Linked DNA regions of Homo sapiens: region 1 is linked to region 2. The links are chromatin contacts, found by Hi-C in ENCODE. All regions are on one chromosome and are shown on one strand. The core of a region is the stretch at or near the end of the contact, and the rest is flanking DNA. Distances in the headings are between cores, read along the strand shown. Region 1 overlaps LOC105370982 (a long non-coding RNA gene). Region 2 has its middle 59 kb from the start of RGMA.

Region 1 (3,366 bases), core at 679-3,178, 210 kb before region 2:
GGGTTTATACCCAAAGGAATATAATATATCATAAAGGCACGTGCACTCATGTGTTCATTGCAGCACTATTCACAATCACAAGGACATGGAATCAACCTAAATGTCCATCAATAGTAGACTGGATAAAGAAAATGTGGTACATGTACATCATGGAATACTATGCAGCCATAAAAAAGAACGAGATCATGTCCTTTGCAGGATCATGGATGGAGCTGGAGGCCATTAACCTTAGCAAACGAACGCAGAAACAGAAAACCAAATACCACACATTCTCCCTTATAAGTGGGAGCTAAATGATGAGAACACATGGACACATAGAGGATAACAACACACACTTTGGCCTATTGGAGGGTGGAGGGTGGGAGGAGGGAGAGGATCAGGAAAAATAACTAATGGGTACTACGCTTAATACTTGGGTGATGAAATAATCTGTACAACAAACTCCCATAATACAAGTTTACCTAGGTAACAAACCTGCACATGCACCCTGAACTTAAAAAATAAAATATAAACATATGTAACTCCCTAGTTAATGGCTCATTTCAGGGTTAAGATCCCATGTCAGAGGTGTTACATGTAAAAGCAGTTCCATGGGGGCGGGAGGGGGAGAGAAATCTGAAAGATTTTAAACAAAAACTATCAGGTAGAGCAGGATTGGAGAGTTGGAGGAGATGCCCGGAGTAAGTTTTTTTGTGTTTTTGTTTTGTTTTGTTTTGTTTTTTGGGGGGGACAGAGTCTCGCTCTGTCTCCCAGGCTGGAGTGCAGTAGTGCGATCTCAGCTCACTGCAACTTCCACCTCTAAGGTTCAAGCGATTCTCCTGCCTCAGCCTCCCAAGTAGCTGGAACTATAGGCTCCCGCCACCGCGCCTGGCTAATTTTTTGTAGTTTTAGTAGAGATGGGGTTTCACAGTGTTAGCCAGGATGGTCTCGATCTCCTGACCTTGTGATCCGCCACCTCGGCCTCCCAAAGTGCTGGGATTACAGGCGTGAGCCACAGTAAGTGTTTTTTCAGCTCATTACTAGCCAACGCTAAGGCGACCTACAACACTCATTCACGTGCATTTCACACACTGGAATTTTGGAAAGAATTATGCTGTGACTGAGGTTTACCCCAGCACAATTAGGGAAGTAAGGATTTGTGTCTATTGTTCTAACTGTTAATTAACTGTGTCAACAAGATTGTAGAGAAAAAGTTTTAAAGCCTCTTAAGAAGACAAAGAGTTTTTAAGCATCCCTGAGTACTTTAGGAATACCCAAGGATTTAAATTGACAATGATAAACCATCACTAATTACAGTCATTCTTAACTGATTCTCACCAAGGATCTCTTTATTAGATAACACTTGTTAACCTGGTTTCAACTACAGCATGTACTTAAGGAAGATTAAATTCAATTTAATTCAGATCTGCGCTTCCCGAGTTTCCTAGAATATGTCAAGTAATGAGACTGATTACCCTGAAATATGCTATTCTTCAAATTGGCCCTTTCCCATTGACTCAAAATGGTCAGATTTGAGTCTGCGTCCAAAACTTGTAAACACAAAAATACAACTTTATAATACATTGTATTACAATTGCTAGGATGTCCCAAAGCAAGGACCACAGTCACATCTTTGTATCCCCAGCACCTAGCACAAGGCTCATCCCAGGTTTGCAGAAAGAATTTGCAAAGACTCACAGAAACCACACAACCTCAACAATGGATCGTTCCAGAGGAAGAAAGGCGAGGAAGTCACGTGTCAGTTTTTGAAAACAGGACTCGCTTTCTTTCACTGCATGTTTCTGATGAGCAGACACTGACTTAGGGTTTTTAGTTGCTTTATCTTACTCAAGTCTCAGGACAATGAGGAACATTCTCCCGCGCAACTATTTCGCAAATACAGGGAAAGGCAACAAGGCTGTTACGTGGGGAGGATCTGTCCAGATCCACGTCAGTTCCCCCAACCAATGGGCTCCAAGCTTTCGTGCAGGTCCAGCCCACACTGAGCCTGGGTCCACATATCCTGGGGCCTGGGACCTTGTCAGTGGTTTTGACCATTTCAGAAATTAAAAGACAGGAGAAGGCTTACAGTGACCAACGGTGAGGAAGAAGGGAGGGGCAGGTCAGGGAACGAGAGTAAAGAGGAAGACGGAGGAGAGCTTTGTGTGAAACGCACCAAGGATTGCCTCATTTTGTCTCCTTTGTGTCGTCAAAGCAGTTTGGCCAGGCAGAATGACTGCCCTGAACAAACGCACGAGTCCTGTTCACCTGTCATTGTGATCTTTCAGTGAATTAGCTGAGTAGTAATAAGTACAATGGGTGTTTAACCCATTGTAGTTAGTAACATTATTGTTGTTTAAAGTATTGTTCTTCACTTAGAATCAAGTAGATTTTGAAATGAGAACAGGAAAATGTAATCAGAGTTTGCAAGGATTGTTTCAATAAAATGAAATTGGTAAAAGAACTACAGCTTAAGAAAGCAGGTCACGATTTTTAGAAGACATAAAAATCTCAGAGGAGAAAATTCTAACTTTTTTTTTTTTTTTTTTTTTTTTTTTTTTTTGAGACAGGGTCTCACTGTGTTGTGCAGGCTGTAGGGCAGTAATTCAAGCTCAGCTCGCTTCAGACTCAAACGCCTGGGCTCAAGCGATCCTCCCACCTCAGCCTTCTGAGTAACTAGGACTCCCGGGGCTCGCCACCACACCTGGCTAATTTTTAAAATTCTTTGTTGAGACGGGGTCTCATTATGTTGCCCAGGCTGAAACTGAATTCCTGGCCTCAAACGATCCTCCCATCTCACCCTCCCAAAGTGCAGAGATTACATACGTAAGCCACCATGCCCCACCCAAAAAAATTCTTAAAACCAGATTCCAGAGTCAACATTCCCAGAGGTTAGACTAGTGTGAGGTCTAGACTTTGCATAGCTCACCCCCAGTGCCCAAGCAGTTTATTCATTCATTAAACACCTACTACATGCCAAGAGGTATTCTAGATGCTGGGGATATGACAGGGCACAAAGCACTTAAAATCCCTGCATCAGAAAGCTTCCATTCTAGATTAAGAAGACAGGCTGTAACTAGATAAACATATAAATAATGTGCCAGACAATGATAAGGATTATGATAAGGAATAAAGCAGAGTTAGAATGAGGTATGATCCCTCTTTGAATTGGGTGTTCTGGGAAGCTTCTTTAACAAGGTAACAAAACAGAGTCCTACACAGATTTCTAGGGGGAAAGCATTCCAGATAGAAGGAACACCAAACGCGAAGACACTTGAAATTCTAGTGCAACTGACTTCAATTGATTAAAGAGCATTTGCTGTGTGCCGGATGCTTTACAGCACTGATTTTATTTCAATGATACAGCAACTCTGCACCACTAATTAT
Region 2 (3,219 bases), core at 679-3,178:
GGGAGTGGGCTCCAGCCTTGGCCAGCCCAGAAAGGGGCTCCCACAGTGCAGGGGGTGCTGAAGGGCTCCTCAAATGCCGCCAAAGTGAGAGCCCAGGCAGGGGAGGTGCTGAGAGCAAGCGAGGGCTCTGAGGGCTGCCAGCACGCTGTCACCTCTCACCTGCACCTGTGGAGGCAGGAAGCGGAGCTAGAGAGGAACAGAACCTGGGTTTTCCGAGGGAGCCTCGTTCAGGTGGGGGCGCCAGGGGCTCTGACGGCATCTGTGGGATGCCTGGGGAAGACACCAGCAGGCATGGAGATGGGAACAGCAGAGCCAGAGATGGCCGGAATTGATTCTTGAAGACCACCAGGTGCTCAGCGGGCAGATGGAGGTGATGGAGGAGGAAGAAAGGGACCATGCCCTAGAGGCGGAGCTGGCCTCCTCCACCTGAGGCCGAGAGCAGCTGGGGCTGGTTGCAGTGAGGGGACTCAAGAAGGTTCGAGTGGCCAGCAGGGGCAGGTCACAGAGGGCCCCAGACCCAAACCAGGGCGCTTGGACATTAAGGTGAAGGTCACCGAGAACAGCCGGTGATGCCAGGGGGGCCTTGTGGCTCAGAAGGGTCCCTACAGTTGCCCCTCCCAGGTGGGAGGAAGGAGAGGCTGGACTGCAGAGCAGGACCCCCTGTGCGTCCCCGCACAAGGGCTGGAAGTAGGGATGAAGGAGGCTGGGGACGGGGCAGCCTGTCCCCTCGCGTCCCCTGCTCTTGGAGGGCAGTGAGGCTGCCTCTCCCTGCAGCCTCTGCCCCTCTCTTCCCCGTCCGTCTCCCTTCCTGCGGAAGCCACGTGGCTCCACATCTCCTGGGGTGTGGGGGGCTTTGTTGTGGGCTCCAAGGGGGAGAGACCCACCCGGGCAAGGGAAGAGCCCGGAACCTTCCCTGGGTTGGGTTTAGGTGTTGGGTGCCGGGCAGGCTGTTTGTGGAAATCTGCTGCCCTCTGCAGGATGGTTCTAGAACCACATTCGCTCAGGGGCCCTCAGTCTAGGCTTCAGAGAGTGGGAGCTGATCCCAAACACCGCACAGGCCCCAGTGCCACCCTTTGATCATGACAGCTGCCGAGCCCACCTGACATGCACCTCAGGGACCTCACTTGTCCCTGCCCAGCCTGGTGAGAAGCTGTCAGTATCTATTTGTAGTTAAGGCTTGGAGATAGAGAATGTGCTCCACAACACCAGCTGGTAAGAGACAGAGCCAATGTTCAAATCCAGTCTGTCCAGCCATGCCCGGCACCCACCCGCTGGCCCACGTGCCTTCCTGACCGCCCATCCTCATCGCCAGGGCTTGGCCGTCTGAGTAGGGGTTGAAGTTTGCCCAGATCCAGGATTTTCACGACCCTGTCCCTCTACCTCTGGCTGTTTTCTCCCTGGCACTCATGTGACGTTTGTCCTCTTACTGTTTGCTTCTCTAGGGCCCGCCCCCAACCCCTACCCCAGCTAGAATACCAACTCCAAGGGGCCAGGGCCCTTATCCTCCTGGTTCACTGCGCGGGTCCAGCTCCTGGAGCAGGACCAGCCCACAGGAGGGGCTGGAGACCTGGTTCAAGGAAAACGTCCTCTCCCATAACTGTCTGGTTCCAGCAGTGTCTCCCCCATGAGACTATGAGCTCCTGGGGGTTCTAGTCCCTGCTGGGCCTTCCTGCTGGGGTTTAGTCTCCCCGCACAGCAAGCTGCGGCTTTCCAGAAGCCCTGGCCAATGGGGCTCCAAGAGGGCAGCTCGCTTGTCTTGCAGTCTCTGGAGTGGGAGGTGCTGGGCCCGGTGCTCACCGGGCCTGCCCTCCAGGCCGGGCAAGCTCTGTCCTTAGTCTGCCTCAACCCATCCAGCTGCCCTCTGACTCAACCCTCTCCACCCATTCCCCAGCCAAGGACTTTGAATGCTGTCTCTTCCAGGTCGCCCTTAGGGTTACAAACCTTTTCCTTTTCCACTGTGCACACTCTCACTTAAAAACCGCATGAACCCAAGAAGCGGCCTCCTTCCTTTGCAGGTGAAGATGCAAGGTGATCACCCAGCTGAACATGGGGAGGGACCACATGGGGGCAATGCGCTGACTCGGGAGGCCCCTTTACAGCCCCCCAACGCCCCGAGGGCCACCACAGTGCCTGTGGTTAACGGGGCCCGTGTTTTAGCAACAATTCCTTCTTAGGTCACTAAAGAAATTAAGAGGAAGCTCACGTGTGATGTTCCGGAAGTGGATATTGTTCTGCCCATCTTCGAGGTAAGAAGCCTTTAGGCCATGGACTGGTCCATGTTCCCACACAAAGCCAGACAGCAGGAGGCTCAGCGCAAAACCAGGTGGCCTGAGCACACTGTCATCCACCACATCACACGCCAGCAGAACTGACCAGAACACCCCCAAGACGTCAAGCCTGGGGGAGGGGCCCACCGGCAGCAGCGGGAACAGCTCCTCAATTAGTGCCCAGGTTTCTGCAGGATGGAACTTTCACTGAATCCAGCTGCACCTTCTCCTCCCCACCCGCTCACTGATCAGAACAGATTTGAGGTGGGCTGGGAGACCAAATGGGTCCCATGAGATATGACAGAAAGGACTGGTGCAGGGGGCTTCAGTTAAGGCAACGCCTCACATCAGAGCTGGTCCTGCGCCTTTAAAAGCCACAGGTTGGAATCTGGAGCCGACTCTGGTCTGGCAAACTGCAGGGACTTGGGTTTCAATAAGTGACCTTTCTGTTGGCGCTGACTGAGGAGGGCTTGCCGTGATGCCAGGCGTGCGAGGCCCTGCCAGGGAGGAGGGAGGAGGCAGGGGCCCTGGGCCGGCCGCTTCCAGTAAAAGGCAGGCGTTTTGGCAGCTGGCAGTTTCGAAGCCTTGTTGCTATTGTAAGTCATAATAAGCTGATTATTGCAGTACTTGTTCTTAAAGTTTCCCCAAATTGTTCCAGCTGAGTCATGAGTTACAACACGATTGTGAGTCGTTTCTTGATGGGCACCAAGAGCCCTCAGCTTTTCTTCGTCTTTCTCAAGAACTACGTGAACTAAAAATCCCAGCCTCCCGCTCCAGCGCGGGCCAGGGCTGGCAAGGGCCCCTGCGTCCAAGTCCCCTGGGCTGACGGAGCGGAGTCACAGCAGTTGACAGCTCAGCTCTCAGTAGACACATGGCTTATTTGGTATCAAGATTTAAGAGCTAGTCTCAAAGTCACCAAAACATTAGTGAAAATCGTGGATCTGGGCAAACT

What was found. Hi-C counts contacts between places; a loop is a spot of excess contacts on that map. Pooled maps may share reads with other maps.
Region 1: a map of CD14-positive monocyte shows a loop between it and region 2 (2.6-fold over the local background). The contact joins two enhancer-like sites. A Hi-C loop is called at or near these places in 1 of 168 maps with a recorded cell type or tissue (CD14-positive monocyte) and 5 of 50 pooled maps.

What each region holds. Positions count from the first base shown.
Region 1 is chr15:93,234,945-93,238,310 of GRCh38, reverse strand. All of the region lies in intron 4 of LOC105370982 (a long non-coding RNA gene), which reads right to left. Among named protein-coding and RNA genes, the nearest start is that of RGMA, 150 kb to the right of the region's middle. Within about 2 kb of position 1,928, at least 6 of the 41 ENCODE cell types and tissues checked have a DNase peak (open chromatin) inside an H3K27ac peak, as active enhancers do; they include CD14-positive monocyte, where a contact is called at or near this core.
Region 2 is chr15:93,028,585-93,031,803 of GRCh38, reverse strand. No RefSeq gene overlaps it. Among named protein-coding and RNA genes, the nearest start is that of RGMA, 59 kb to the left of the region's middle. RefSeq lists an enhancer at 2,852-3,219. Within about 2 kb of position 1,928, at least 29 of the 41 ENCODE cell types and tissues checked have a DNase peak (open chromatin) inside an H3K27ac peak, as active enhancers do; they include CD14-positive monocyte, where a contact is called at or near this core.